Linked DNA regions of Mus musculus: all the other regions are linked to region 2. A link is a loop called in an ENCODE intact Hi-C map of the cell type or tissue named here. Cell type or tissue: heart. All regions are shown on one strand. Each heading gives the region's core, and the rest is flanking DNA. Links, peaks and the distances in the headings are about the cores only. Region 1 holds the start of Sec31a (Sec31 homolog A (S. cerevisiae)). Region 2 holds the start of Lin54 (lin-54 homolog (C. elegans)). Region 3 holds the start of 5430416N02Rik (RIKEN cDNA 5430416N02 gene). Region 4 holds the start of Hnrnpdl (heterogeneous nuclear ribonucleoprotein D-like).

Region 1 (5,919 bases), core at 606-4,605, 85 kb before region 2:
ATCTGCAAGTCAGTATTCCAGCGCAGTGATAGACTGAGGCTGGAACAGACACCCTTTGCTGAAACCTCAGCCTAAGTCTCAGCTCCAACCCTCACATCACTGCATCTTTGTGGTTCTGCTCCTCCCCCACAAAGCTATCCACATCATAGCTTGTGAGAATTAAATGTTTAGGACACTGTCTAGCTCATAGTAAATAAATACAATTAACTAACTATTCTGAAACCACAATTTAAAGGGATGGGAGAAAAGGCTTATCCATTAAGGATGCTTCTTGTTCTCAATTCACAATTTAAACCGTCTATCCCAACAAGTCTTCAAGAATACATCTACGTGCTAGGTGAGGTGGCACACAGAGGAGTGTAACCCTAGTGCTGGAGACTAGAGGTAGGAGAGCAGCAGTTTTGGGCCAGCCTGGGCTAAACAGATAAGGTCTAAAAAAACAAGCAAACAAACAAAGCAAGAGTTAGGGATGCAGCTCACAGTGCATACCTAGAATATCCAAGGTCCTGGGCCTTTCTCCCATCAATAAAAAACAAAACAAAACCACCCAAAACCTAACATCTGAGGAACATTATGTTCCAGACAAGAACTTCTATTTTTTAACTCACTTTCTCTCCATGATAATTACATTGAACTAAGTAGAAACTTTCTTCTTTCTAGTGACTTTTTTTTAGTATTTTTAAATCATATGCATATGTGTTTGTGTATATGTAGGTGACTTGTAGGTGACTGAGAGCCACCTGATGTTGGTGATCCCCAGGAAGAGCAGCGTGTGCTCCCGATGAGCCACCTCTGCGGTTCTAAACTCATTTTCACATTGCAAGTTTTATGTAGCAACATGAAAGCCAACAGTACTATTCTGTCAAAAACAGCAACCTTGCAAACAGCTGCCCCACACCTCAGAGGTGACAGACTCAGCACCTTTGATTCTTATACGGAGAGTGCAAACCCGAGCCTGGGACCATTTTTAGTAAAGGTCCACGTGGGCAGAATAACTCACAAAGGACAGGAATATTTGTTCTCCAAAAGCTCCTTAGCACTATCAGCTGTTCCAGGCTCACTTCACTCAACCAAACTTAAAAAAAAAAAAAAAAAAAAAAAAATCAACCGCGGTTGCAGAACTGCATGTTATCTTATAAATCTACAAGATAAAATGTTAGGAGAAGAAGTTAATCTACAATAAAAGAAAATACTTCCAGTGTGATGGTAGATGCCTGAAATCCCACAGCTCCGGAGGTTAGAGAAGGAGGGTCAGAATTCAAGGTCATCCTTAGCTAATCAATAAGTCTGAGACTACTCCGGGCCACAAGAGACCCTATCTCAAAGAATGAAGGAAACGGGGAAGAAGAGAGGGAGAAACAAAAAGAAATTAATTTTGCTGTATCACTTGACAAGTCTTTAATGCGGGATTTTTGAACCTCATGAAATTACACAGAAAATCCTACCCAGGTATGTGCATACAGTGTGCGCATGCTTTTCTAGGAAAAGCCCGATGCTTCCAAAGGGGGATGAAAATGCCAAAAGACTGATAGCCATTGCCTTTAACAGTTCACAAATATCTTTCTACTCTTACATGTTTCAGGGGGGGAAAAAAACCTGTTTACAAAATTTACCAGTGAAATCCAAATCTCATCGCAAATCTCACATTTCCAGACTCCACAATGTGTAACATTCACAATTAAGATAGAAATTATCCAAAAGTTCTTATTCCCTGCAAACCTTTCTTGGTTTGCTGTAACGAAGAGAAACAAGGACAGAATTACTTAAAAGGGCAGTACATTTTATCCAACTCCTGAATAATCAGGATATAGAGGATACGGTCACATGAGCGAGCTTCTAATTTTATTTATACATATAAATATATATATATATATAAGAGTTACAATTGTAGACAAAGAGCCAAGTTTCAACTTTGTATAGTTTAACAATTTGGAGGAACTATCAAAAAAACTCTTGCAACTTCCAGGAAGACCTGCAGAATTAGTTCTACGAGCTCACAGAAAAAGTTTACATGCCCACAAGTCCAGGCAGTTATTTTACAACTGCCTCACAATGTAATTTAATACAACAGCAGCAAAATCATATGCTTTTGAAGCACCGGCTGTGATTAGCGACTGCTGTCGCTAAATAATACAGTCCTAGTTAAACGACAGTAGCCTTCCTTTCAAATCTATGGTCCTTTAAATCTGGCAACAGTTCAAACACAACTTAACACAAAAATCTCAACCTAGGTGAAGTCAAAGAAATCATCCCGAGGTCTGTTTCCCTTCCATGCCCTTGGGGATCGCACCACTTTGTGCACAGGGACTGAAAGGTTAACCTCAAACTCACTCCCGAGCAGGGCAGCCTGGAAACGTCGGCAGAGGATGACCGGCACGATCACCCGCCTGCTGCGACTCCAGGCGTTGTCCCGGCGGGGCCGAAACGAGACGGGGGCGCGCCGTCAGCGGAGAACGGGCCTCGGGCCTCGGCAGCGGACACCGAACCTGGCGAGGGGCAGGAAACAAACGGCGGACACACCTGGCGGACCTCAGCGACCTGTCCTGCGTTAGCCGGCGAGCGTCGGCCTCTCCCCGGATCCGCCGCCGCCGCCCCTCCTCCGCGGCCCAGGGCCACCTCCACGCTCCGCTCCAACGTGGCAGCCGCAGCCCCGCCTGCGGGCCGGCACTTCCGGGTGCGGCAACTCGCCACGCCCACCCGGCCAGCCGGCACTTCCGGGAGCAGCGGCTCGCTCCTCCCACCCCGCGGGACAGCACTTCCGGGAGCAGCCACTCCGGTAGGCTAGTCTGGCCGGAGGTAAGGATTCAGCCGCGCGGCGTGAGGAGGCGCCTAAACTTCAGGATGCATCCGCTTGGCGGTAGATCAAGGGGAAGTCGAGCTGGGCGTCTCCGTCGGGGAAGGAGAGCGGTGACCGCGAGGACGCCACGTAGCACTCCTGTGAGGCGTCAGCAGCTGCTGGCGACAATACCCACACTAGACAAGGCGGGCGAAAACTGGCTGCAAGGACCGGTTCAGTTTGTGACTCGGCTAAGTTAATTATTGGTTTTGCGTCTTCCCTTTGAGAACTTACGTGATTTTGTCGCACACACCCAAAGGCTTATACTCTATAGAGGCTTAGCTGCGTGAGTGAGGTATATCGAATTAAGTTCATATTCTTAATATTTCAGTAGCTATCCATGGTATTCAAACCTATTAGCACTCGCCCTGGGCTACCGGAACAAAATAAGCGTGTGTGTGTGTGTTGCTCTCAGATTGGAGCATTGAGATTTTCGTTTAGGGATATAGATAGATAGATAGGTAGGTAGGTAGGTAGGTAGGTAGGTAGGTAGGTAGGTAGGTAGATAGATAGATAGATAGATAGATAGATAGATAGATAGAGATAAAGATATAAACCAGTAACTGGAAATGTAGAAGCTGGTCTGTAGAGCAAAAGAATGAAATGGGTGCTGAATTGGGCCCATGCATATGATGCCACCACACTCAAGAAGTAGAGGCAGAAAGATCAGGAGTTCGAGGCTAGTCTAAATCCAGGTCACCTTAGGCTGCAAGAGAGCCTTTCTTGAAAAGCAAAAGAAAATACACCACCACCAAAGGCTGGAGAGACGGCTTAACAGTTGAGAGCACTTGCTGCTCTTACAGAGGGCTTGGGTTTATTTCACAGAACCCATACGGCAGTGCACAAGTATTTGTGACTCCAGTTTTAAAGGACCCTACACCATCTTCTGACCTCCAGCAATATCTGCATGCAATAAAGCACATACATAAATACAGGCACTCAACACATAAAAAGTGAATAAACCATAAACAACAAAAGAAATTAGGTGCTGAAATTCTCTATCCCAACTTAAGCTAGGTCTAGTACATTTCTGTACATTTTAACAAGATGGGGTTGGTTTGGGACCCTTTGGTCCCAGACACTTAAACTATCTCCCTTAGAGCTCCCAACCTTAACGTATGTGCTGCCTGGTTGTACTTTTAATTTAAGGTGGGATTATTTCATCAGTGAACTCAAGCCAGATGAAAATCACTTGTCATAAACTATTAGCACCTGGACTGAACTGAGATCTCCTAACTTATTACCCTTGTTGACCACACCCAAGTCTCCTGTAACACCTTGCTTATAGACTCCTTACATGAATGTAATTTTTGTTTGTTTGTTTGTTTTTGGTTTTCGAGACAAGGTTTCTCTGTGTAGCCCTGGCTGTCCTGGAACTCACTCTGTAGACCAGGCTGGCCTCGAACTCAGAAATCCGCCTGCCTCTGCCTCCCAAGTGCTGGGATTAAAGGCGTGCGCCACCACGCCCGGCTGAAAGTAATGCTAGTGATGCTTCTTTATTGAACACAAGGTATCAGCAAGCTGGACTTTGAGGCAGAAGCAGGAAGATTGTGAGGCCAGCCTGAACTGCATGGTGACTCCTTGTCTTTCCATGCTGAGGGTATACTTTATAGTGGGAGTTTTTGCATAGCATACACAAAGCTGTTTGATCCCTAGCAACAAGCTGGTAGTCAGAAGTACTGGAAAGTGGACATGTCTTTTATTCACCCCCTCTGTGTTCTACATATGTATTTCACTTTAAAAAGCAAGTTTACAGAGTTGAGAAAATGGTGGCCCGGCCCACCCCACCCCAGCATGAGGATAGGACCTATGTATCAGCTTAGGGCAGCAGCCACCATCTGTCACTCCAGCAGTAGAGGGACGGAGACAGGCAGTGATCCCTGGTATAACCAACAGCTGTCCATGAACTTGCTAACCTGTCTAAGTGGCTGGGATTCAGTCCTGTACCACCAGGTTGACTGTGGGGGACTGGTGGTAAAGTGATAGTTGTACAATATCAGAGTTTGCAAAGGACCACCTGCCCCTATCAAGGAAAACCTAGTACCATTCACAAGTCTTTTAGCTCATCTCAGTCAATTTATTAATCAAGCCTTGTTCCATGAGAATGAAACTTTCAGAAAGAAAGTTCATTTCCAGACTCTACTCATTGAAGCCAGAATGGAGGTAACTAAACACCTATGTGGTGGATAGAGTCAGTAAAATTCACCATTCAGATAGAAGACTGCAGGGAGAGGTGGCAGCGCTCGCTGCCTGTCACACAGCTCTTGATTCCTGCGATGCAAAGAACAAGTCTGACTGGTTAGTGTTCTCTGTGGCATTGCTGTCACACATCCTGCAGCGCCTCAGAAAGGCCTGGTTGTGGCTGTTTAGGTCTCTTCTGGAGCTTCAGGCAGCATGAAATCTTTTTACTCTTAACTATGTGTCTATGGAAAGGTCGGGTGGACGTTGATCCAGGCGTCAGTTCATCCTTGGTTCCTCTGAAAAGAACATTAGCTCTTAACCTTAGGCTATGTCTCCAGCCCTTACATGAAATCTTGAAGCTGTCCTTACAGGAGCACCAGTCATGACTAGCTTTTATCCAACTGCCAAGACGGGCATTGGGCTCCAATTATGTAAGCTAGTTGCACTTTGACTTTAGGGGGTAAATGTGACCAGAAAGGAGATGACAACCTTAGGAGCCTCCTGCGTTGTGTCAGCAACTGGTTATTTTGTTTCACTGGGTTTTAGAAGATGGGTACAACAGAGGAAGAGGGAAAGAGCAAGGCATGGTGGCACATGCCTATAATGCCAGTGTGTGGGAGAGAGGCACAAAGACAAGTTGGAGGTAATGCTCAGCCTGTGCTAGCATTCTCTTGAGAAGACATAGCAGCCTACAGTGAGCTGAGGAACACAAGTAGCCCATGACTGTTAAGTCAGCCCTAGAACTGGAATTTGTATTGTGAAGAAATGATTGCACTTAAGGAAGTTCCAGAAACTTACCTCCCAATGCCGAGGCTACAGCAATAGAAGAGGCCTGACCCCTGGGGAGGAAGGGGATCAATCAGTGACCCCAACTAACAGGGCATCCCCAAGAGATCAAGGGC
Region 2 (5,919 bases), core at 769-4,768:
GTAGCTCTGTCCAGCTGCTTCCTTTCCCAGTTTGCACGAAATGGAGCGCTATAGGGTACCCGGGGACCCAGGAGGGAGCCGGGGTGGCGATGTCGCCGCGGCCGCCGCCTCTGGTATGTCAGAGGCCGGGATTGTATTTCGAAAGATCCGCCATTTTCACCTCGTCATCACCATCACAGCTCAGCAGCTTCCCCCGACAGCCGAGCCCCAGCCGCCGCCGCCACCGCCGCCAGTCACCTCCCCCTTCCTCCTGCTCCCGCCCCGGCCCGCCCTCCGGAGCAGCGCACACCCACATATCCGGGGAAACCTCCCGTCCGCCCCGCCAACCTTCAAACGCACTCAGGGGGGAGGGAGAGGTTCTAGGGCTCACCGGCGGGTCATGCCAGACCCAACATCCCAATACCAAACACTCGGCACCCGGGAGACCCGCAGGAACGCCACGGGGAATCGTGATACCTGCGGGATTCCAAGGCCTGGATGTTGGTTAGGAAGGCAAGCCGTGTGGAATCTGACACAAGAACAGTAAAACCTCAAACTTTCATTTCCAGAAACACACTTGAGAGAGATGGTAGACCATGTTTCACGTATATTTCAGAGTCACTGGAGAGCTTTAACGTCACTCACCAACGCTGGCATTCTACTCCACTCATAGGACTATGTTGACAGTATGGCTATTTCTATATGCATGCCTGACTTCTCGGACATCCTTAAATTACAGGCGCTGATCATGCAGACATTGGTCTCCTCTCCCCTTCATTTTTAAGAATAAAGTTCTGAACTGTTTTCCTCTCAACTTTGACCATTTTTGCCCATGAACAACATTATGTCAATTTGTCGTTGGTTTAAGATACTCAGGTACTACTAAATTTAAATTACTGATTCAACTCTATTATCATTCATAACCATCAACTTCTAACATATAGAAAATCCAGCTCTTCGCTAGAACCCTTTGCCAACTGACTTTAGGATCTAAGTTTCCAAATTAAAAACCATCTGCTGCTGATAACACTTGTTCAATGCAGAGGGGGGAAAAAAACAGCTTGCTTTAGAACAAGATTCCGGAACAACCTATCCATCTCCCACCCCCTTCCAGTTCCTCTCATGGTGTAGTCTAATAAGCACCCAAGAGGGAATAGAAGTAATTAATCATGTAAGGAATTAAGAACATATAAGCTGCAAGGCTTAATAGGACCAGCATCCTCCAAAAGTTAGCTGTTTGACTTCAGAAAGCCTTACTAATTGCCAGTTCAAAAGCTTTATTCTTTATCATTCAGTCATACTATAAGCTCTTAAAGACCTAACAGAAACCAGCAAGCTGAATCTCAGGGTTGTGGACAAGGCTAATCTACTGTCTTAAGTTTCCCTAAGAATAAGGAAGAAGCAGAAGCCATTTCATTTCCCTACCTTGTTTGAATGACACCTCCATATAAAAGTCAGCAGGCTCAGGCTTAGTCAAGGGCTGTCTCCCACCCACTCCCGGCGCGTTTCTACCGAGAGCCCGCTAGAGGCTGAGCGTGGAAGGGGTTCCCAGTTTCTCCATCTTTCAACTTTATTCCCCACCAACAGCCGGGTCCACCGGCACTCGGATGGTTGTTTACCGTTGCTTGACCAGGCTGAGTCCCAGCCCGCTCCCTTCCCCCGTGCACCGCGGGGACACTATGACATTTGGCTGGTGGGCTTCGCGAGGGAAACGGACACACACCCAGAAGAGTCCATACAAAGGGGCGTAGGAAGAACGCGGCGCCGGGCAGCAGCGAAAGGAGGCGCTGGTACGAAATGACACAGCAGCAAAACAGGTTCCCAGAAGCCCGGGGCCGGCAGCCGCTTCCCGGGCCGCGCCGAGAGCCTGTCAACAGCCGCCCAGCCCTTCCTCCCGAGCGCGGGGCGGGCGGCGCCGGCCCGCCGACTGACAGCCGCGCTCTCCGGCGCCCGCCGCTCGCGCCGCGCCCCGACAACCCTCGGTCCGCCGCGGCCCACCGGCCCACCGCCCGGCTGCCCGGAGCCGCCGCCGCGCTCTCCGCCCGCGCGCCGCTCGCCCCGAGCGCGGGCCCGGCGCCGGTCCCCGCCGCTCAGCCCGGGTCTCCGGAGCTGACACTCACCCGAGCCGGCGGCGCCGCCTCCTTCTCGCGCCGCGCTCCCCGGGCTCCCAGCAGCCGCGGCGGCGGCGCCTCCGAAACACAGACCCGGGTTTGTTCAAAATCACGCCCAGCGCCATTCCACCGCCGCATCCCATAATACGCCGGGCCGCCCCGCCCCGCCCGCGCGCCGCCCCGCCCCCGCCGGCGGCCCGAGCCCCGCCCCTTCCGCGCCCCTGCTCCGCCCCCTGGCAACCCGAGTCGCGTCTTTGCGCAGGGCTGGGGGAGCGCTCTGGGGTTCCACGTGACTGCTCCTGGGGCCTCCGTCAAAGGGAAGGCGGGGAACTCCAAGTGGGTTCGTGCTTCTGGCTTTGTGACTAAACCTCGGTCAGTGCGGTTTCCAGCGCGCCCCCGCTTGGTGATGCGCCTGAGTGAAGAGAGAGTCCGCATCCTTTCTCAAATGTTAATAAATCTGTTGGGGTTTAGACGTGAACGTTGCAAGGGGCTCCTAAAAGCTCCTGAGAGAGCACGCAGAGTTACCTTGAAAGGGAGTTTTTGATAATTTGTCTTGCAACACACCTTATACTGATACATATGGATTCTTTGCATTCAGTCATCTCATTTCCTGGGATATTTATAAATCCAAGAAATAAAAAATATATATTAAATTTTAAAAAGGCCTTACAACGTGAAACTACCTGGGGAACCACACGAAGGAGGCGGGAGATAAGTTAAAGGTATCGCTTTCCAACCAAGTATTCCTGGGGGTACTGTGGGGGCATCACTAGAAGAAAAAAGGCAGAGAGACTGAGGCCCCAAATTTAGATAACCCCCACCTCCACACCTCACCTTGGTAGAAAAATTCTGAGTTCCTTCCACCAAGCTGACACAGTTCTGATACCACTACTACAAAACAGGACCTAAGGAATAAGGGCAACATTTCCGGGTTTACTGTGGATTTTTTACAACGACTAAAATGACTAGTACAATCTTATCAGTGTCAGCAATCTGGTCAAAACAACTCACACCATGACATAGCGTTTAATGTATGTGGAGAATGACAGTTTTACATTAGTGAATATAAGAACTGTGGTATCCAGTGATGCATTATATAACACTCAACAACTGTGCTGAATATTATAATTCTTAGAAGGAACTGGACAGATGTCTCCGTGCTTAGGACCATGGTTAGGACCCGGTACCGTTCCTATAAAGGACCTAAGTTCAGCTCCCAGCACCCACACCAGGTGACTTACAAGGCCTGTAACTCCAGTTTCAGGGAATCCAACATCCTCTTCACGACTCTGAGGGCACAAACAAATACACAGATATGCATGAAAATAAAATCTTAAAAATAAATACAATTCATATAAAATCAAGAATAAAATAAAGCTTTTAGCTGGGCAGGGTGGCCCACCTCCATATTCTAGCTTTTTAAAGGCTGAAGCAAGAAGAAGATTGGGAGTTTGAGCCCAGCACTCAGCCTGCATCTTTCAGTAAGACACATACACACACACACACTGTTTCCTTCTTTTCCTTGAATCAAGATTCCAGGACGACCAGGGCTACACAAAGAAACTTGTCTCAGAAAAAATAATAAAATAAAATAAAAAAACAAACAAACAAAAAAGCAGCAACAGAAGCCAGGCAGTGGTGGTGCACGCCTTTAATCCCAGCACTTGGGAGGCAGAGGCAGGCAGATTTCTGAGTTCGAGGTTAACCTGGTCTACAAAGTGAGTTCCAAGACAGCCAGGGCTATACAGGGAAACCCTGTCAAAAACAAAAAACAAAAAAACCAACTCATGTCAATAGCTGTGCACACAAAGGATTGATCCCTTGTCCAATCAAACTGCTCGTCTTATATAAATAAATAATTCTGGAGCTGTCATTACTGCCTTGGGAACTCAAAAAGTTGCCCCCAAAGCTATCTGCTGTTTAATTGTAGTTCAATATTGACATTCACTAGACTGCTTTCAACCGTAGGTCACAGTTCAGCAAAAGCAGTTCACATGGTTGGTGACTCTCTGCGCGCTGTGTAAAGTACATAGGACAAAGTATTCTTTTCTTATTTTTCAATGCTAGCTTTCCTAGACTAATTCTGAAGAGAAATGACATCTTCAAAGGCACATCTGGGCGCAGCAGTGTGCATTTCAGTCACTGCATGCTGCCTGGGAGGGAAAGACAGGAGGATCAAGAGTTTGGGGTCAACCTGACTCAAAAAACAAAGTAAAGCAAACATAGAAAACAGAGACATCTGCTAGTTCTTGTTCTTCATGAAACTATCCTGAAGGGTTTGCCTTCGTTCTTGAGGATTTATGGCTGGTACCCAGCAACACATAAAACACACACAAATCACACATGTTGGCCACAGAGCCAAGGTCTTCCTCCCATGAACCTCTTTTCAGTAGCAAGTTAAGCATGCCCTCAGATGACATGTCTTCCTGAGTCACTGGTCAGACTTGCCCGTGTGCTTCTTCTTGAACCATTCCCTAATAAAAGAGCATCCCCAAGAGCAGGCGTTGGCACATGAAAGCTTATAAACCAAATCCAACGCATGACTTTCCTCTCATGCTTATGTAAACTAAGAATTGTGGAGGGTTTTTTTTGGGGGGTGGGGTTGTTTTAAATTTTCGTGAATGTGGCCACATGTTTTTATCTGGTGAACCATCTCACCAGCTTCAAAATTACATTAAATGTTATTTTTATTACTTTTAATTACATGCATGTGTGCAGCTATGTGTGGGTATATGCACAAGCTTAGGTGCCCAAGAAGGTCAAAGGTATTAGACCTCCCTGGTCCTGGAGGTACAGACAGGTGTAAGCCTGGCATGGAACCCGCAAAGCTGGGAGTGGAACTTGGGTCCACAGTGGGAGCAGTACTCACTTGTAATTTCAGCGGCATCTCTTCAACCCCGCCCAGGCACCAGATTTATAGCTATGAATTAGTTTTGCCTGATTTACAGCTTCACATAGATAGATCCTTTCAGCATTTTTTAAATTACTGCATGGCTTCTTTCACTCAGTAAAACTTTGTTTGTTTGTTTTGTGACAGGGTTTCTCTGTATAGCCCTGGCTGTCCTGGAACTCACTTTGTAGACCAGGCTGTCCTCGAACTCAGAAATCCGCCTGCCTCTGCTTCCCGAGTGCTTGGATGAAAGGCGTGCGCCACCACGCCCGGCTTCAGTAAAACACCTTTAAAATCACTAATGTTGCATGTGTTTGTTCTTTATTCCGTTCTAATGCTGAGTGGTGGATTGAATGAGTACTCTGAACTTTGTGTGTCTGCTCTCCTGACTGTAATGAGTATGTAGGCTGCTTCCACTGATGGGCATTAATTATAAACACTCAAAACATCTTCATATGCATATACTCAAGAAAATCCTCATGTGGGCTGCAGAGAGATGACTCAGTGGTTAAGAGTACTGATTGCTCTTCCAGAGGTCCTGACTTCAATTCCCAGCAACCACATGGTGGCTCACAACCATCTGTAACGGAATTTGATGCCCTCATTTGATGTGTCTGAAGACAGCTACAGTGTACTCATATATGTAAAATAAACAAATCTTTTTTAAAAAGAAGAAAGAAAGCAAATCCTTATTTATTTCTTTGGTGTGTGTGTGTCTGCATGTACATGTATATGGAGGTCAGAGGTCATCGTTAGGTGTCATTCTTTAGGAGTTGTATACCTTGATTTTTTGGGGAAAGGGCCCCTCACTGGGTCTCACCAATTAGGTGAGGCTGCCACTCAGCGAGCCGCACAGATCCTCTTGTCTCAGTTGTCCAGTGCTGGGATTTCAAGTGCATCTGACTGTGCCTGGCTTTTATGTGGGTGCTGTGGATCCAA
Region 3 (5,919 bases), core at 890-4,889, 71 kb before region 2:
AACAGCAAAGAGCTCAGAGCACTCCATGCCCACCAAGTTCTCTAATGTCTCTTAACGTTGCTGTTTTAGTTAAAGGTCTATGACATTTAAGTAAATGCCTTTTGCAGTCCCCCATCTGTCAGTATTACAATGTATCACATTACCAGAATTCAGAGCAGTATAGCCACAGGGCTTGTCAGAGGGACTCTCAGGACCCCTGCATCTCTCCTAGGAGACCCTCAGCAGCAGGCACCCAATTAAACAGGCATCTCACTGAGATGCTCCCAGGCTTTCTCCTCAGCTGCAGCACCCCCTTTTGTGAGAATCTCAGCAGATTATGTTTCTGAAACCACTTAGCCCGTGTGGTGGTCTGACATGGCCCCTCATGTATTCGCATGATCTGTCCCCAGGTGAGCTGTCCGGGAAGGATTAGGAGGTGTGGCCTTGTTGGAAACCAAAAGCCCATGCAGTGAGTCTTGCTCTCTGCTGGCAAAGCAGGATGTGAAGCAACGGTGCCAGCACCATGCCTTCCTGCCTGGCTGTCCCAGCATATAGGACTGACCCGTACAACGGTAAGCCAGCCCCAGCACAACGGACCAACCCCTACAACTGTAAGCCAGCCCCAGCATGATGGCTTCCTGTAAGAGTTGCTGTACTCATGCTGTGTCTTCACAGCCTAGGATTCCTGCTTCTCCGGTAGTGTCGTGGCACTTAGTACCTCATGTTCTTTTACTATGTTAACAATGTTGGAAAACCAAAGTATTCTTCGGGTACTATTCACTTCACAAAATTTTCTCCAATCATAACCTTGATACTTTTTGAAAATTTTTATTTTTCGGCATAGCTGTTTTACCTGTGCGTTTCTTTGTGTAGCACTGACTGGCTGTCCAAGAACTCACTCACTCTGTAGAGCAGGCTGGCAAGTGCTCTGCCCTTTAATCTGCTGCCTCTGCAGGGATTAAAGGCACACACTGCCACCGCTGCTGGCAATAAGGATGACCTCTTACCATTATTCTGTAGGAGAAAAGCCAGCCACAAAAATCCTATGTACTAAAGAAAAAACTCCGATGCACTAGTCTATTATCCCATCTATGTGAATCATACAGAACAGGCAATCTACAGGTACAGGTGCTCCTAGGGACTGGGGGACAAAGGGACAGCTAATGTGAATGGAGTTTCTTTGGAGAAGAGATAGGGTGCAGCTGGTAAAGCCTAGTGTTCCCAGAGCCCTAAGGTTCAACCTTCAGCACATTAACTGGGCTTGGCAGGAACACACACCACTGGGGAGGTGGAGGCAAGATGATCAATAGAACAGTCATGCCAAGCTACACAGCAAGTCTAATCTAGCCCGGGTTACATGAGACCTGTCTAAAAAAACAAAATGAATGTTTTTACAGGGTGGGGTTAGACCTCTACTCTAAAACTGGCCTGAACCTTTACTCCCAGCTTCATGGGAGACCCATTCAGAAAGATCACCCCCAGGTTGAAAACGGACTCTAGGAGACAAGCCCAGCTCAGTAAGATAAAATTGTATCTGTTCTAAAGGCAAGCGTAGGTTGGTGATGCAGTGACTGAAATCATGCACAAATCCTGGGCTTGAGTCCCAGCACTGCAAGATAAAAACCCCGATGTGCTGAGAGCTGATTACATGAGACCAGACTGAACTTCACTTAACTCACTGCCAATTGTGAAAAACCTCACCTAAGGATAAACACACAGCCTTGTATTCTTGACAGTCAAGCAAACACTTGTACCATAGCACCCGATTCCCCAGAAGTTCATGGGCTGCGTTTTATTTAAAAAAATAAAAATAAAAGGAAAAACCCAGCAAAATGTTGATTTCATCCAAATAAGATAAAAGCATATATAATGGAAAAACATGAATAAATTAATTCCTTGATGACTTCAATTCTCAGTAAAATAGGAGGTAAAAAAAACTTGTTGGAATTGAATTTTGTATCATTTGAAGGATACAAAGAAGTCAAAGGTTTTAATCACTGGGCTCCAATAAAATCGCCTAGTCCTGAAAGCTATCCACCCTCGATGCCCTATTCCCAAACTCAAACAAAGTTCTGTGGGCCCTAAGTTTCCGTACCCGTGCAGTTCCCATCGCACTGGAGACAGCAAGGGCCCGAGAGACCTCACCTTCTTTCATTAGCCACCTCCCATCTTCAGAAAAAGCGTTCTCTCATGAGGACAGCGGAGCAGTCCCACTCAAGCTGCTGTGCATCACATCCACAGCGCCAGGTCACATCGAGAGCTCCTGTGCCCCCTCGCCATCCGTGACCTACAAAAGAGACGAGATGAGGCCTGAGATCGCTCTTTTGTCCCGCCTGCTACACAACATTCGGCGGACATCACGACCTGTTCCTACCCATTTGGCGCCATTCTCCAATCAGTCCTTCCCGGCGCGCGCCACCATCGCCAGGGTCAGGCAGGCGTCAGCTCGGTTTCCACCTCTCTACTCCCCATGGCCATGCTCGCCCAAAGCGCGATGGCGCCGGATTGCGCGGGAGCTGGCGTAGACATGATGCCAGAGCGTTAACAAAAGGAGGACCGAATGGAAGCGAGAACGTGCCCACGGAGGCCCTTAAAGGCGCCAGGCCTCTCCGATTGGCTGCTTCGACATAGCATGGTATGTGATTGGCTACATGTCCAAAGCCCGCCCTTCCGGTCAAGCCGCCCAGTCCTCATGCGGAACAGAGTTTACCGCGACTCGAGCTCTCGCGGGAGCCCAGAAAAGGGACTTCGACAGAGTAGGATAGCCGGAAGTTGCTGTCCAGGGGACCGCAGCCTTGGGGACTGCTAGTGGAGTGTCTCGACCTGTCCTCCGGCTGTGTGGGCGATCGCAGCCGCCGAGCCCAGGCACTGCTATGGGACTGCAAAGGTGGGGCGGCGGCACATCGGCTAGCGTCGCCAGACATGTGCAACCGGACCTGGCTGGTGCTCCGCATTTGCCTTCCGGCTTGAGGGACGTTACTCAGAATGCTTTCTTTTTGCCGTTTATTGGGCGTCTGACTTGGTGAGCACCAGTCATCTCAGCCTTTCTGAGGTGTTGGTGAGAGTCAGTCATACCATGCTGAAGGCATACTGAGGAGAAAAGTAGGCGAAATCAATCCCTACTTAAACACTAGCTCCCAAGGAGAACCTTTTTGGTTGGTTTGTGGGGTGCTCTCTTCCTTTTATATCAGCCTGACCCGAGAAAACACGTGTAGTTCAAGCTGGCCTCACACTTGGGATCTTGGTGCATCAGCCTTCGCAGACCCAGCCCTGCACTACGCGTGAGACGTGGTCGCATTTTCTTACAATGTCAAGGGTTTGTTGAATAACAATAAATTCACACGTGATTCGAGTACCATCCTAAGTGCCAAACGTTAGCTTTTCCTTCTTGAATCAGTTTTCATTCGCCACCCCCAACCCCCTGAAAATCCCAAGCTTCTCCGTACTAGTCGGGAGATGTGTGTTAGACCAGAGCTGTGTGCTGCTTTGGATGAATATCGTTCTTGGCTCTTCCTAAAGATAGCACAAGATAATTTGGCTCTGGACCTGCAACTTCTAGACCTTTGTTTGGCTCTCCATCTGAACTCACCTGAGCTCTTCATTTCTTGTGATTGTCAATGAAATAATTCAGATGAGGCACACAAGAGAGCACTGTTGAAGATAAATGGGCTTTAGTACTGGAAAGTGAAGGAACCCAAAGGAGAGAGAAACAATGGCCAAAAAGACTGTTGGCATAAAAGCCTGCTCACAAGGAGCAAGAATGGGGCTGGAGAGATGGCTCAGCGGTTAAGAGCACCAACTGTTCTTCCAGAGCTCCTGAGTTTAATTCCCAGCAACCACATGGTGGCTCACAACCATCTATAATGGGATCTGATGTCCTCTTGTGTGTATGAAGAGAGCAGTGGTGTACTCATACACATAAATTAAAAACAAGGGGCAAAAATAGACACAGGCCAAGGAGATTCATGGTGCCAGCCTATATCCTTAGAAAGGGTTTAAAACTCAAATGTCTCTAGAACAAACAGTTGGTTTGGTTTTGATGGGTTGTTGTGTGTGTGTGTGTGTTTTGTGGGTTTTTTGTTTCTCCTCAGGTGACTGACAGGCCCACTTGGAGTAGCTTTGGGAAGGGGGAGGTGCATTGTGTTGACACCAGGCATAGTTGTGCACACCTTTAATCCCAGCACTCAGGAGAAAAAGGCAGGGGGGCCTCTGTTGTGTTCAAAGCCAGCCTGATCTACACACTTCCAGGATCCTGTGTGCTGGCTTGTTTTATGGCACCTTGACACGAGATAGCCATCAGAAGAAGGGATGATGCAACTCAGAAAATGCCTGCAGAAGATCTGGCTGGGGGGGGGGGGGCATGTAAGGCGTTTTCTTAATTAGTGACTGACTGGAGAGGGCCCAGTCTATTGTGGGTGGGGATCTCTCTGGGCTGGTGATGCTGGGTTCTATAAAAAACAAAACAGACTGAACAAGCCATGGAAAGCAAGCCCGTAAGCAGCACCCTTCCATGGCCTCTGCATCAGCACCTTCTTTGAGTTCCTGTCCTAACTTCCTTCAGTGATAGACTTTACTGTGAATGTGTGAGCCAAATAAATGCTTTCCTCCTCAACGTGCTTTTGGCTATGGTGTTTCATCACAGTAATGATAACCTTAACACACTGTCTCAAAAAAAATAAAATAAAAGACAGGACAGTGGTTATCTGTGTGCTTTACCACAAAACCTCCAGTAGGTACAGGTCTTATGATAGTTTGAGCAGTTTGGAACTGCCTCTCCTCGAAGGGCACCAAAAGCCCATTCCTTAGACCGTTCATTAGAGCCCTGCAATTTCAGTCAATGGTTTTGCATTTTGCTAATGGAGAGGAAGGGGTCCATTCTCAGACACCTCCAAGCCTATGAATTTTCCAACTAGCTACCAAACATGTACTTAGATTTTATAGGTGAAGACATAAATGTTATAGAGCTCAGATGACAGCTAAGAAGTAAAGAAGCAACATGGGAAATGGCTCAGCGGCTCTCTAAAGGATCCCCAGAACTTACCCAGAAAGCTTGGCAGATGGCAGCCACCTGTAACCCCAGCACAGAGAGGACGACAGGAGATTCCCCAGGACAAGTTGGCTAACTAGATTGGCAAACTCTGAGTTCACTAAAAGACTGCAGAAAGTGTACAATAGTCAAGGGGTCTCTACACAGGAGCAGTCACACATGCATGGGCCCTCACCCACACATGTACACATTCCTGACCATCTCAGTCTGCTTGATGAAAAAACTGCCTCTCAGATGTTATCCTCTGACTTAGCACATATGAACCATAGAACACATGGGCGCGCGCGCGCGCACACACACACACACACACACACACACACACACACACACTAAATAGATGTCATTTTGAAAAATATATCCCATAAGCTTTGGCATCTTTACCTCTTAAAGACTGAAATGAGTATCCTGTGATGGAGAAATGTGTGCCATCAGTCACGTCATCGAGCTGCTAAAGACCTAGATACCAGTTTCTTGAATGTCAGAGCTAAAACTAGTTTATCATCCCTTAAGCCATCATTCAGAGAAGGGCACAGTAGCACACCACGAAAGTCCAGCACTCAGAAGGTGGAGGCAGGAGCTCAAAGTCATCTCTAACTACACAGTAAGGTTGAGACCAGTGTAGACTTCATGAAACTTTGTCTCTGAAAAAAACAAATCATTCAGAATTTAAAACTTTTGCCAAGAAATACTAGTTATCCTTCTTGGAATACAGTTCAAGTTTGGTAATGTCAATTTGCTAAAGTGACTATCAATGTGTTCGCTGTAGACCTTCAGTATGTTAGCATTTTTATGAGTGTTCACTCAACTAATACTTTTTAAAGTTCACTTTTCTTTGTACATGAGACTATTAGTTATGGGCTGAAGGGATGGCTCGGCAGTTTAAGAGCACTGAC
Region 4 (5,919 bases), core at 950-4,949, 460 kb before region 2:
CAGACTTGACCAAACACGAGCACAGACACACATACATACACAAACACAGCCCACCTCTCCAAAGGCTCCAAAATATTCTTTAATTTGTTCTTCTGAAGTATCTGGGCTCAATCCACCCACAAAGACCTTTTTAGGGGGTTCTTTCCCCTTTAAAGCTTTGGCCCTTTTGGGGTCTATCAATTTGCCATCCAGTTTGTGTTCTTTCAGTTCCAAAACCTGGAAGACAAGGCAGTTTGGACTTAAAAGCCTAGAGCAACTTGCAAGCAACGCAGTAGACTCAATGCAAAACACAGCCCTACCTTATCCACACTAGCAGCATCTTTGAAAAGCACAAATCCAAATCCTCTTGATCTTCCCGTGACTGGGTCTGTTTTAATTGTGCAGTCTACCACTTCCCCAAATCGAGACAAATATTCAGTCAGATCTTTCTTGCTTGTATCCCAGCTCAAGCCTCCAATAAACATTTTACTAGAAATAAAGTTATTTAAGAAAAATAAGCTTAACAGTAACTTAGTGATTAAATACAGGGCAACTTACTCTCCAGACGCAATCTGTTTTGACTACAAACACTAACATTAGACCACAAAAATCTTAACCACTTGTTCAAGCCAGCTGGCACGTTGCTTTGTACCACGCGAACTCAAAACTTAGAAAAAAAAAAAAAGCCATTAGAATCTGGTAGATGTCCTGCCCTGCTTGCTTTGGATTGCAGAGCACAACTTTTACACCGATTCCCCCGCAACTTACGTAGACTCTTGCCCACAGCCTTAAAGCCAACTTTGCTACCTAGGAAACTTTTAGTGCCAGTCGTCTACTGGTGCCCCAACCAAAAGTTTCCCAAACCTAACCCAGGAAAATTCGCGAGCGGCCAACACACACAATGAAGAGGCGGCAGCGGCAGCAGCAGCTGCAGCAAGTGGCGCACAGAACCCGGCCCCTCCCCCCTCCCGGGCCCCACGCGGCGCCTGCGCACTCGGGACACCGACGGCGCCTCTCTCCTTCCCCAACCCCTCCTCCCTTCCCCCACCCGCGGCGGGCCTCTCGAGTCACCCCATCTTACTTTCCACTAGTGGGGAAGGCTACTGGGGTCCAGCGGGCACGCGGAGAATCGACTCGGGGAAAGACTGGGGGCAGCGCGCGCGGCTCCGGAGGGACGAAGGGCGCGCGCGGGGCTCTGGGGGAGGGGAGGAGCGGAGCGTGCGGTACCCGTCATCCTGCTGGTTCTTGCTCGCGTTGATCTTGGATCCCTCTGCGAACTCCTCTATGTTGCTGTACTCATTCATGTCCTCCATGGTGGCGGAGCCGTCGGCGAGGGGGTGCTGGCGCGCAGTCCGGGTCCCGGCGGCAGCGGCGGCGGAGCGTTGTATGGAGCTAGATTTAAAATGGCGGCGGAAGAGATCCGGCCGCCGCCTGCGCCCTCCCTTTATAGCCGCCCCGCCCGCCAATCGGGAGGGCTGCTGGGCGGTGACGTGGCGCGGGCTCCGGCGCGCCCCCTGGCGGGAGGCGCTGGAAGCGAGCGAAGGGAGGAGCGGGGCGAGCTGCCGGGGAGCCCGTGGCCGCCAATGGGAGAGGCCGCGGGAGGCTAAAGTAGCGGGAGCGGAGGGGAACAATGGCGGCGGCACATGGGAGAGCCGGGGCGGGACCTCCATCGCCGCGCTCCGGATGAGGAGCGAGGTCGCGCCGCGGGGAGAGTCAGCCGTGCGGGACCGGGAATCGCGAGCGGCGCCGTGGCAGGGCCACAGTCCCTCTTGCCTTGAGAGCCGTTGGCGTCGCGCGTCCAGTTCGGCTCAGTCCCTTGCTGCGCCCTCAGTCCCCTAGTGCAGAGCTGCTGCTGCTGCTGCAGCGGCGGCCACTCCGGCAAAAGGGCGGCGTGCACCCCGCGCCGCTTGCTGAAGCTGCAGCGCGCCCGTCCGCCCGCTCGCTCGCCCGCCCTCCCGGCGCACGCGTGTTTTGTCCTCGCGCCGGCTGCAACCAGCCGAGCAGAAAGCCTGTGCGCGATGACCGCCTCCGTCCTGGCGGGGACGGCTTTTCCGCCGTCGCCTCGGGGCGGTGTCGGCTCAGGGGCCGTGGCTGCAGGATCTCTCTCTGCAGCCCGGGTTCCGTGCGTTCGTTCTCCGAGGCTGGCTGAGGCCGCGGCGGAGGGCGGGGCCTGCTCGGATGACTGAAGCTGTGCCAAGGTGCACGCGGTGGGCGGGGAAGGGGTCAGGTGCCGGGGAAGACAAGGGGCACTCACGTCCCGGGCGCGCCACTCAAGGGACTCCCGTCTGCACGAGCCCCGGGCCTCCCGCGCAGGCTCCAGCAGGCTGCGGAGGGCTGGTGCCCGCGCTCGGGCTCCAGGCTCCAGGCTTGGGTGCTCGCTTCTTTGTTCCCGCCCACGCGAGGCCTATTTTGACCGACGGGTTCGCGGCTCGCCGGCGGCCAATAGGCACGCGCTCCTTGTTTCCTCCACCCCCCCCCTTTGAATCCCGGAGCCCCGCCCCTCCGGCTGCCCACGTGGTCCGGGCCTGCGCGGCTCGCCTGCTCGTCGGGTGTAGTACCCTAGGCGGCTTCCTCTGCAACTGCGGGTCCCAGCTCTGTCTCTGAGCCCCTGGTCGTTCGCTGTCGCCAGCGCCTCGGTTGTTGCTGGGCCCTCGGGAGCTCAAGACGCGCAGGCGGTGTTGCCCTCCTTAACCAAGGCCGAGCCCGTGGTAGCATCCGGCAGGGAAATGGTCGTGGTTTCCGTGCCCGCCGAAGTCACCGTAATCCTGTTAGATATCGAAGGTACCACAACCCCGATTGCTTTCGTGAAGGTGAGGGGCGGAAGGGAGCGGGGAAGTTACTTGTGCCTAAAAGCATCTGAAAGGGAAATTTTAAGTGTTGGAGATTTTGCCTGGGAGGCTCAGGAGAGGCGGTGTGGCTTTATGTCTCTGGAATGGGGAAGAGAAGCTGCGGCGGTTTGCGGGGGTGCTTTTCCTCGCGCCACCATCTTCTCCCCTGTCCTTGCTTTCGGTTAGGTGGAGAAGGATAGGAAGAAGTGGAGATGGTCTCAGCAACGGCTTGGGGAGGGGCAGGTCAGCTGGGAGGAGTTGGGGTGATTGGAGCTCCCACGGCCTGGCAGGTAGGTGTGTCGCCCGGTGGATGAGCGTCCCCCATGTGCTGAAGGTTGCGGCCCGCAGAGGTGGTGGCCTTGACTTAGTGGTCCTTGAGGTTTAGGCCTTCCCAATGCAAAGACTAAAGTGAAAGGATTTCTAGTGGCTCTGGTATCTTGGGCAATAGCAATTGATTTTCGCACCATCTCACTTGCGCTGGTTTTGAGACTATAAGAACACACCTAAAATTCCATTCATTTTTCTTAGAAAGCCATGGTATCTTGAAGCTTTTGAGTATCTGTCGGGTTAACACAGTTTCACAGGCTTAGGACTTGACTTTCTTCCATGTAGTCAATTTATGCACTGATATTTATGATAGAATAGTTGAGGGTAGTATGGAGGGGGGGGAGTTGGAAAACCCATCGTCCAGTAAACTGCAGCCTGCTTTAAGGTCTATTTTGATTGTTTACTTGTTACAATTGTCTGATTTTTCTAGATGTAGGTCATAATGTTTGTACACAACTTTAGGTCTCCAAATATAACAGCTATTTTATTTAAGACAGGCTCTTAAATAACCTCTATAATTCAGGCTGGCCTCGAACTCCCATGTGCCACAAATCCGGCAAATCAATCTATCTTTCTTTCTTTCTTTCTTTCTTTCTTTCTTTCTTTCTTTCTTTCTCTCTTTCTTCCTAAATAAGAATTATGGTGTTTTAGATACATAGCAAAGGTTCTGGAAAAGTCTAGTTGGCCATTTTGCCAAGATTTTAATTACAGTAGAGACCAGTGGAAAAATTCAAGACTGCCTAAATGCTGATAATTGTGTCCACTTTGTTGTTCTTGTTACATAATTAACTGCTTTGTGTGTGGTGATGGGGGGAGGTGATTGTAGGTCACCAGCTCTATTCTCTCTCTGTCTGCTGTCCGCAGGGCACGGGACCTAAATGACAGCCGCGGTCAGGATATGGCCTTAAATATGTACCATTTTTGGAAAGTTGATTTGTTAAATAAGATAAGCTCATATAAGTCAGCATGGAAACTGTAATGTCTCTTCCCTCAGATGCCTGTGAGCCACTTCTTTTTTTTGTTGTTTTGTTTTGTTTTTCGAGACAGGGTTTCTCTGTGTAGCCTTGGCTGTCCTGGAACTCACTCTGTAGACCAGACTCAGAAATCCGCCTGCTTCTGCCTCCTGAGTGCTGGGATTAAAGGCATGCGCCACCATGGGACCTTGTAATAAAAATGCTCTAGTGACTTAGATTGATACCAGATTATATACACATTCAAGGCTAGCTACAAAATAATGATTTGGGAATCTCCCTTAAAGGATAGCTTTTAGCAATCAAGCATGGTGCTGCCCAGGAAGCTGGGGCAGGAGGGTTGAAGTCAGCTAGGGCAACACACTTATCTCAACAATAAGTAAATACAGGACCTGGAGGTGTGGCTCAGCAGTTACTAGCACTGGGGGCTTTTCCAGAGTACCAGGTTCAATCCCCAGCACCCACATGGTGGCTTACAACAGTCTGTAACTGAAGTTCCAGGGGATCAGATGCACTGTTTCGGTTTCCATAGGCATCAGGCACGCAAGTAGTACATAGACATATATGTGCAGACAAAGTATGTATAAAATAAAAATTTAAAAATCTTGCTAAAAAGTTAAGGACTGAGCATGTGACAAGCTTTTAATCCCAGCACTAGAAGGCAGGAGCAGGTGGAGCTCTGTAAAGTTGAGGCCAGCCTGGTCTACGTAGTGAGTTCCAGGACATCTGGGGCTACAGAGACGCTGTCTCAAAAACCACAGAACATAAAGTTGAAAAGTAAGTACATATAAATGAGTTTCTTGGTCCTGTCTTAGAATGTTTTTATTTTGCTGTTACACATACACATGAATTTGTCAAAATAAAAGTATGGTCGGAAGAATGAGTTCCATTCAGAAGAATTCGAGTTCTGTGGGTGTTTGTGGGAATTGAACAGAGAGTCCATGAGACATGCTTGGGAGCTGCTGTCTGAACAAGTTTAGCTTTCCAGCCCGACTTCTCAAGGCCGCCGCTGCACGCCTGGGAACATGGACTTTGTGAGTCCTCAGGAGGGTGTCTGAAGGATCCTTGAACTCTTTGAGGAGAATGACAGAGACCCGCCCTTCTCCAGCTTTCAGCACGGAGCTGAGAGTAATACTCTGAGCATTATTATTAGTCAAGTAGGTGTGTGAACTTGAAGATGATCTTATTTCCCAGAATGGCAGACAGAAGCATTGGGTGCTGTTTACTTGTGAGGTGTTGAGCCTGTCTTCAAAACCTGTGACGATGTATGCACTATGGATTTAATACGGTCCAAAAAGTTGTGTGAAATGCCTGAGATTGAACCTAATTTGTCATGATCAAAACCCCTTACTCTTGGCTGGGGATGTGGCTTTGCTAGCATACCTGAGGTTCCAGGTTCCGTCCCCAGCAAATGCCAAGTGTTTTGTCGAAGGTCATCACGGTCATCATGGGCTACAGAGCAAATTTGAGGCTAGCCTGGGCTACATGAGGTCCTCTCTTAAAACACACACACACACACACACACACAAAACACTCTCTTATTATTTCTGCTATTGAACTTAACATTTGTAAAAGTATTTTATCAGGGCTGGAGAGATGGCTCAGAGGTTAAGAGTGCTGACTAGCTGTTCTTCCAGAGGTCCTGAGTTCAAATCCCAGCAACCACATGGTGCCTCACAGCCATCTGTAATGAGATCTGGTGCCATCTTCTGGCCTGCAGGCATTTGTTCAGGCAGAACACTGTATACATAATAAATAAATCTTAAAAGGATATTTTATTCCATCTCTAAAAAATTTTTAATAGAATGCATTTA

The links. A loop is a pair of places that touch in the nucleus more often than their neighbours do. Peaks named below come from ENCODE experiments on the same cell type or tissue, not always from the same donor. Only the 100,000 strongest peaks of a DNase experiment are listed, where the experiment ranks them.
Region 1: a loop joins it to region 2, with 3 times the contacts of the local background. A loop is called at or near these places in 11 of 42 quality-filtered maps.
Region 3: a loop joins it to region 2, with 2.5 times the contacts of the local background. A loop is called at or near these places in 24 of 42 quality-filtered maps.
Region 4: a loop joins it to region 2, with 2.3 times the contacts of the local background. A loop is called at or near these places in 3 of 42 quality-filtered maps.

Annotation. Positions count from the first base shown.
Region 1 is chr5:100,413,583-100,419,501 of GRCm38, forward strand. It overlaps Sec31a (Sec31 homolog A (S. cerevisiae)), which reads right to left and starts at 2,652. Exons shown (of 28, transcript NM_026969.1): 1 at 2,521-2,652. In heart, for the core only: a CTCF peak has its summit at 2,818; a DNase peak (open chromatin) is centred at 2,689; H3K4me3 peaks cover 3,204 bases; H3K27ac peaks cover 2,838 bases.
Region 2 is chr5:100,498,402-100,504,320 of GRCm38, forward strand. It overlaps Lin54 (lin-54 homolog (C. elegans)), which reads right to left and starts at 2,238. Exons shown (of 13, transcript NM_172714.4): 1 at 2,100-2,238. In heart, for the core only: a CTCF peak has its summit at 2,478; DNase peaks (open chromatin) are centred at 1,680 and 2,390; H3K4me3 peaks cover 2,157 bases; H3K27ac peaks cover 2,029 bases.
Region 3 is chr5:100,426,973-100,432,891 of GRCm38, forward strand. It overlaps 5430416N02Rik (RIKEN cDNA 5430416N02 gene), which reads right to left and starts at 2,563. Exons shown (of 5, transcript NR_034038.1): 1 at 2,354-2,563; 2 at 2,125-2,266. In heart, for the core only: no CTCF peak of the experiment used is centred there; a DNase peak (open chromatin) is centred at 2,659; H3K4me3 peaks cover 3,188 bases; H3K27ac peaks cover 2,677 bases.
Region 4 is chr5:100,037,514-100,043,432 of GRCm38, forward strand. It overlaps Hnrnpdl (heterogeneous nuclear ribonucleoprotein D-like), which reads right to left and starts at 1,709. Exons shown (of 8, transcript NM_016690.4): 1 at 1,207-1,709; 2 at 300-468; 3 at 55-216. The coding sequence starts at 1,649. It overlaps Enoph1 (enolase-phosphatase 1), which reads left to right and starts at 2,481. Exons shown (of 6, transcript NM_026421.3): 1 at 2,481-2,789. The coding sequence starts at 2,706. In heart, for the core only: a CTCF peak has its summit at 2,557; DNase peaks (open chromatin) are centred at 1,118, 1,468 and 2,328; H3K4me3 peaks cover 3,097 bases; H3K27ac peaks cover 2,460 bases.